Regions from separate parts of the Homo sapiens genome. Here regions 1 and 2 are each linked to region 3. A link is an interaction called in ENCODE POLR2A ChIA-PET data of the cell type or tissue named here. Cell type or tissue: OCI-LY7. All regions are shown on one strand. Region 1 overlaps PHC3 (polyhomeotic homolog 3). Region 2 has its middle 15 kb from the start of PRKCI. Region 3 overlaps SKIL (SKI like proto-oncogene).

Region 1 (2,500 bases), 200 kb after region 3:
AGTATAATCTCTTGTGTGCTTTTCACCTTCGAGGTACATTTCTGGCCCGACAAAAACTACTGCTCTTCTGGTTTCTAACAATATGGAGGTCCTTAGAATTGACTTAAAGTGTTTGAATTTATTCAAATACAGATTCTGTATTTAGTGGAATTTTGTACCACAACAAGTAAGATTATAGTATTGGAGGGAAGAAAGTCTGGTATAAAAGTGTACTTTACTGTCCATACATGAGGAAGTGACATAATTTATGTTTTCAAAATCTGGAGTAATTCTTTGTGAAAAAGATTTTGTAAGGGTATGGGAAGTTGCTGTTTGCTGCTTCTCTGTGTTCTCACAGCAATCTGCTAATAAGTATAACTCAGCTATTAGAAGTAGTAAGGACAGCGTTGTAGACTGATTAGGGGAAAAGCCAGTGTGAGTTAAAAAAATTACTTTTTAACATTTTTTAAAAAGAACTTATTTTTAAGCAAAGTTTATATGGTAAACTAAACTAAGCTAGTTAACATGAGTCCCTAGGCATTCTGTTCTAATGTATAGGTAAGAATGACTTTAGTTTGTAATTAGTGTGGTCAAAAGAATGTAAAGAAATGTTTTAAAATACTCTGATACTGCTTAAATTTTTATTTTCCTAGGTAGTTTAGTATTCTCTCATTACCTGTTTTGGTTTAAAAAAAATCTTTCGGTAATGCAAAGATAAACTTTTGGCTATGCGTTATCTGAGTTACGTATTCTGAATCATTTGAATTCAAATGTAGTAGGTATTAACTATTAAATATGCTCCATATATGTGAAGTATTTTTCCCTTCTAAGTGCTTATAGTGACTGTGTGTTGGCTGTCTTTTATGAGAGCCTTCCTAGCAGTTTAGATTACTGCTGATTATTTCTTTGGAATGAATATTCTTTAAAGCTCATAAGATAATGCTTTTACCAATACAAACACTTTGTGTGACCTGCCAGATTTAAGGACCATAGTACAGCTATGGATACTGAACCAAACCCGGGAACATCTTCTGTGTCAACAACAACCAGCAGTACCACCACCACCACCATCACCACTTCCTCCTCTCGAATGCAGCAGCCACAGATCTCTGTCTACAGTGGTTCAGACCGACATGCTGTACAGGTATTTCAGCTGTAGTGATGGGTAGTCTAAGACTTAAGATGTCATATTACTTTTTGCTTAAGCTGGATTTATGTATTGTTTCATATTCTCAAATGTACAGTTAGAATTACTAATGTTTCAATCAACTGTCTCAATCCATTTTGTGTGGCTATAGCAGAATACCAAGACTGTGTAATTGTAAAGAAAAGAAACTTATTTCTTACATTTCTGGAAGCTGGGAAGTCTAATATGAAGGAGCTGGCATCTCACGAGGGCCGTCTTATTGCCTCATTCCGTGGTGGAAGACTAGAGAGCAAGATACCAAATTTGCAGCCTCAAGCCCTTTTAAAATTTCCTTTAGTCGGCCGGGCGCGGTGGCTCACGCCTGTAATCCCAGCACTTTGGGAGGCCGAGGCGGGCGGATCACGAGGTCAGGAGATCGAGACCACGGTGAAACCCCGTCTCTACTAAAAATACAAAAAATTAGCCGGGCGCAGTGGCGGGCGCCTGTAGTCCCAGCTACTCGGGAGGCTGAGGCAGGAGAATGGCGTGAACCCGGAAGGCGGAGCTTGCAGTGAGCGGAGATCGCGCCACAGCACTCCCGCCTGAGCGACAGAACGAGACTCCGTCTCAAAAAAAAAAAAAAAAAAAAATTTTCCTTTAGTCTATTCATGTGGGCGGAGTCCTTATGGCCTAATCACCCTTCAGGGGTCCTACCTCTTAACACTGTTGCATTGGAGATTAAGTTTCCAACACATACTTAATTGGGGGACACATTTAACCACAGCAACAGCCAACAAAGTTAATTAATAATCATACTATTGGCTAGGCGTGGTGGCTCACGCCTGTAATCCCAACACTGTGGGAGACCAAGGCAGGGAGATAGCTTGAGCTTAGGAGTTGGAGACTGGCTGGGACAACATGTTGAAACCCCATCTCTACAAAAAATACAAAAATCAGCAGGGCATGGTGGCATGTGCCAGTGGTCCCAGCTACTCAGGAGGCTGAGGTGGGAGGATTGCTTGAGCCCAGGAGGTCAAGGCTGCAATGAGCTGTGATCGCACCACTGTACTCCAGTCTAGGTGACAGAGTGAGACCCTGTCTCAAAAAAAAAAAAAAAAAAAAAATGCTGGGCGTGGTGGCTCACACTTCTAATCCCAGCGCTTTGGGAGACCAAGGCTGGCGGATCACTTGAGGTCAGGTGTTTGAGACCAGCCTGATCAACATGGTGAAACCCCGTCTCTACTAAGAATACAAAAATTAGCCAGGCATGGTAATGCATACCTGTAATCCCAGCTACTTGGGAGGCTGAGGCAGGAGTATCACTTGAACCCTGGCGGCAGAGGTTGCAGTGAGCCAAGATAGCGCCACTGCACTCCAGCCTGGGCAAAAAGAGTG
Region 2 (2,500 bases), 170 kb after region 3:
ACTGCAACCTCCGCCTCCTGGGTTCAAGCGTTTCCCCTGACTCAGCCTCCTGAGTAACTGGGATTACAGGTGCCCGCCACCATGCCTGGCTAATTTTGATATTTTTAGTAGAGATGGGGTTTCACCATGTTGGCCAGGCTGGTCTTGAACAGCTGACCTCAAGTGATCCACCTGCCTCGGCCTCCCAAAGTGCTGGGATTAGAGGCACGAGCTAGGGAGCCCGGCCAGTGATCATTTGTTTTTGTATTGTTTTGTTTTTGAGATGGAGTTTTGCTGTTGTTGCCCAGGCTGGAGTGCAATGGTGTGATCTCGACTCACCGCAACCTCCGCCTCCTGGGTTCAAGTGATTCTTCTGCCTCAGCCTCCCAAGTAGCTGGGATTACAGGCATGCACCACAGTGCCTGGCTAATTTGTATTTTTAGTAGAGACAGGGTTTCTCCTTGTTGGTCACGCTGGTCTTGAACTCCCGACCTCAGGTGATCTGCCTGCCTCAGCCTCCCAAAGTACCGGGATTACAGGCATTAGCCACTGTGCCCGGCCAATCATGTCTTAATGCAATCATGCATTGCTTAATAACAGGAATATGTTCTGAGAAACTTGTCGTTAGGTGATTTCATCATCTGGTGAATATTGTGCGTAGAGTGTACTTACAGAAACCTAGATAGTACATCCTCCTGTACACCTAGACTAAATGATATAGCCTATTGCTTTTAGGTTACATATCTATACAGTATGTTACTATAGTGAATGCTGTATGCAACTGTAAGACAATGGCAAATATTTTTGTATATCTAAACATACCTAAACATTAAAAAGGTAATTCATTGCACTATAATGTTAGGATGACTATGGCATCACTAGGCAACAGGAATTTTCAGCTATGGGACCACTGACCTGTATGCAGTCCATCACTGACCAAAACATCATTATAAAGCATATGACTGTATCATATTAACTGTTTAACTTAAGCTTCAGGGCAGAAGCTGTGCCCAGAAATGACCAAAACTTCTTATTGGAGTTTTGACAGCTGAGGTTCATGAGAGAATTTCGCTTTTTTTCTCTTAATTAATCTCACTGAGTTAGCATAGACAGCAAACAAACACATGTCCCCATGACTTCTTTGCCTCCTTTTTTCCCTTATTCTATCCCCTTCACCAGTCCACTGATGTTGCCAACTTTATCTGTAAGCCATCTCTGAGTACTCCCTTCAGTCCTTTTTTACATTATAGGGAGTACTTTTTTACATTATAGGGGAGTACTTTTTATGGACTTTTTTACATTATAGTTACTCAATCTCACTCACACTACAGATGATGACATATAGCAGTTTGAACCTTATCTGTTTTGCCTTTGAAATGTAATTGTTTTACTTCGAATTTATTTATTTATTTATTTATTTTTGAGACGGAGTCTTGCTCTGTTGCCCAGGCTGGAGTGCAGTGGCACCATCTCGGCTCCCTGCAACCTCCGTCTCCCAGGTTCAAGTGATTCTCCTGCCTCACCTCCTGAGTAACTGGAACTACAGGCACAGCATCCCCACGCTTTGCTAAGTTTCGTATTTTTATTAGAGATGGGGTTTCAGCATGTTGGCCAGGCTGGTCTCAAACTTCTGACCTCAGGTGATCCACCTGGCCTCGGCCTCACAAAGTGCTGGGATTACAGGCATGAGCCACTATGCCCGGCCCTTTACTTTGAATTTAAAGTAATATAAAAAATTAATTAATGTCATATGTTCCCTGATAATCACAGAAAGGGGAGCTCATTTATTGATGCCAGTGACACATATCCCCGTCTCTATATACAGAGGACCCACTGGTTATCCTGAAATGCCCACCCTAACTCAATCCCCACTATCCTTGCCTGACTTTCACTTTCCTTCTCTAGGGACTATTCACAAACTAACCTTTGCACCCAGGCTGTTAGGTGTCCATTATCTTCACTCCTTCTCTTCCTCTATACTCCTGCTCTGTGATCTGTTTATACATCAGTTACAGTACATATTGCAGAGTATCATAGTACTTTCTTTTCTTTTTGTTTTCGAGATGGAGTTTCACTCTTACTGCCCAGGCTGGAGTGCAATGGCGTGATCTCAGCTCACTGCAACCTCCGCCTCCCGGGTTCAAGTGATTATCTTGTCTCAGCCTCCCAAGTAGCTGGGATTACAGGCACCCGCCACCACACCCAGCTGATTTTTGTATTTTTAGTAGAGATGGGGTTTCACCATGTTGGCCAGACTGGTCTTGATTTCCTGACCTGGTGATCTGCCCGCCTCAGCCTCCCAAAGAGCTGGGATTACAGGCGTGAGCCGCCGTGCCCAGCCTGTACTTTACTTTCTTGTGGGCACGTCTACAAAGCTGAAACTGTCATTTGTTCATCTCTCTGCCCCCTGTACCTAGCACACAGTAGGTGTTGAATAACATCTGTTGACACTGAACAATACCACTTTGGTACATTTTCCTTATCTGTAAGACAAGGGTAATGACATTCTTTATTTAATAAG
Region 3 (2,500 bases):
AATTAGCTGGGCATGGTGGTGCATCCCTGTAATCCCAGCTACTCGGGAGGCTGAGGCAGGAGAATCACTTGAACCCAGGAGGTGGAGGTTGCAGTGAGCTGAGATTGCGCCACTGCGCTCCAGCCTGGGCAAGACAGTGAAACTCCGTCTCAAAAAAAAAAAAAAAAAAAAAAAGGAAAATCAGCTTGAATTAAATGAGAATTTCTTTTCTAGACATCATTTGTTAAAAAACAAAGAAAGCTCCTCTTTAAATAAGTGTTATATCTGAAAGAATTCTAGATGTACTGCCCAAGAAATCAATTGTTTCCAGATTTTTTAAATTAAAACTACTAAAATTGGCCCTACCCAGTGGCTCACACCTATAGCCCCGGAATTTTAGGAGGCCAAGGCACAAGGACTGCTTGAGTCCAGCAGTTCGAAACCAGCCTGGACAACATAGAGAGACCCCCATCTCTACAAAAAAAATTGTTTTTAATTGGCCAGCCGTGGTGACGCATGCCTGTAGTCTCAGCTACTCAGGGGACTGAGGTGGGAGAATCAGTTGAAGCTGGCAGGTTTGAGGTTGCTGTGAGCTATGATCCTGCCACTGCACTGCAGCCTAGGCAACAGTGTGGGGCTTGTCTCGAAAAAAGAAAAAGAAAAAAATATAAAATTACTAAAATTGATTTATATATTTCAAAGTTTTTCCTATAATGAATACTGGAATCTCAAATCTTCAGAATATCAAGCAAATTCTAAATTTGCTCAAAGACCTTGACTTGAAATCTGACTCAATTTTGATCAAGTTCATTTCAAAACCCTACAGTTTGATTTATAAGAGTAAGTTTTATCTTTACTCATGAGCCAAACCTAGCATCTATTTATTTCTGTGTCTCTAAACTTCAGGTGCCACCTTAAATAACTGCTAGCACATTCCTTTATTTTTAAACAGTCATCCCTCTTAGCTCCTATTCTTTATTTTATTTCCTAGTCTTGACCAACCCAGTAAGAGTCAGACTAGAGCTTCTAAGGAATCTTAAAGATCACCTAGCATAGTCCCCTAGCCAATGTCTGAATTCCCTATTTAAAATCCCTGTTAAGTGGCTACGCAGCCTCTGCTTAAACAGCAGCTTGAGGTCAAGAACCAGCCTTACCTTTGTATTTTTAATACCTAGCACTATATGCCTAGCATGTAGTAGGGACTCATCTATCAAATATCTATTATTTGTTGAATGAATTCTGAATGACAGTGCAGCTCATTAATTCCCAAGGTAGCCTTTTACAAGGTTATTCTGCTACCACAAAACTCTTGGTCTCTTTCACGTTTGATATCCCTCTACTCCATGAAGCACCAAGGAAGCCCAACAGTTTCTAAGGCTGCATTTTTCAGAGATATAAATTAAACAATACAAATGATGGGGACACGCACAACACTAACCATGATAAAATGTTGCAAGCTAATTTTACCTAATATGCTGTGGTAAGCCATAAACACATTTATAACAAATTATCCTAACTGTATGTTAAAAACAATTAAGAAAAGCACAATGTTTATGATACAACAAAACATTCAGAGGCATGCCAGATTTTCTCATCTATTCTGCATTTGTGTCAACATACAAATTAGGTTTTCAAAAAAAGAACAATATAATTAAATGGTTCAGCAGTAATGCTACTAATCAGGAATAAAAATTAGATACCAAATTATGAGTATCTACTGCCTGGTATCTTACCTTTCAACATAGGAATCATTTATTTTTATGTGTATTTAAATTTTAAAATACAATACATTATATAACTTGCCAAAGAAGTGGATCATTTAGTAGCTTAAGTTAGAGCCTTAACATTTCAAAATGCTCTTATCACCCAATTTCCCCATCATTATTTACCCCAAAATGAACAGATAGCATCCTCATTTCAAACACATAAGCAAAATTTCAGACACAAAAATTTCATTCCAAAGGTTCTTTCCTCTTAGGTCATAAAACTCCAAATGTCTATGAATGTACAATTTAAACAATTCCAAAATATACAGTAAAAAAATATAAAATAAGTAAAAACTAAGAAACATTTTATGAAAGTTTCTCTAAATTTCTGCACCTTCCTATGCTTATTCTGTATACGTGACCCTTTGATAATCAGATTTCCTAATGAAGAACCACTCTATTTTAGTGATACGATGCTAATCAGTCTCATAATGAAAAATAATTTAGAGAGCTTGATTTCATTTACAAAAAACTTCTTGTCACTCCTTTCTAAATACAAAAGCTATTCCACCTGCTCAGCATTATTCATACAAGTATTCGAATTTGTACCAAAAAAAACCCTTTAAAATTCTTAGACATTTTTTTTTTCCCTTGAGACAGGGTCTTGCTCTGGGGAACAGTGGTATAATTATAGCTCACTGCATCCTCCAACTCCTGGGCTCAAGGGATCCTCGTGCCTCAGCCTCCAGAGTAGTCAGGACTATTGGCCCATGCCACCAAGCCTGACTAATTTTTTTTTAATTTTTTTTGTAGAG

Evidence for each region. ChIA-PET counts read pairs that join two places held together with the same protein. Peaks named below come from ENCODE experiments on the same cell type or tissue, not always from the same donor. Only the 100,000 strongest peaks of a DNase experiment are listed, where the experiment ranks them.
Region 1: POLR2A ChIA-PET joins it to region 3 with 6 read pairs; 6 of 35 experiments call an interaction of 5 or more read pairs at or near these places.
Region 2: POLR2A ChIA-PET joins it to region 3 with 6 read pairs; 4 of 35 experiments call an interaction of 5 or more read pairs at or near these places.

The regions. Positions count from the first base shown.
Region 1 is chr3:170,177,396-170,179,895 of GRCh38, reverse strand. It overlaps PHC3 (polyhomeotic homolog 3), which reads left to right. Exons shown (of 15, transcript NM_024947.4): 2 at 958-1,123. Among named protein-coding and RNA genes, the nearest start is that of PHC3, 3.1 kb to the left of the region's middle. In OCI-LY7, no CTCF peak of the experiment used is centred here; a DNase peak (open chromatin) is centred at 1,075; H3K4me3 peaks cover 1,323 bases; H3K27ac peaks cover 1,352 bases.
Region 2 is chr3:170,206,012-170,208,511 of GRCh38, reverse strand. No RefSeq gene overlaps it. Among named protein-coding and RNA genes, the nearest start is that of PRKCI, 15 kb to the left of the region's middle. In OCI-LY7, no CTCF peak of the experiment used is centred here; no DNase peak of the experiment used is centred here.
Region 3 is chr3:170,373,717-170,376,216 of GRCh38, reverse strand. All of the region lies in intron 2 of SKIL (SKI like proto-oncogene), which reads right to left. Among named protein-coding and RNA genes, the nearest start is that of SKIL, 17 kb to the right of the region's middle. In OCI-LY7, no CTCF peak of the experiment used is centred here; no DNase peak of the experiment used is centred here; H3K4me3 peaks cover 301 bases; H3K27ac peaks cover 388 bases.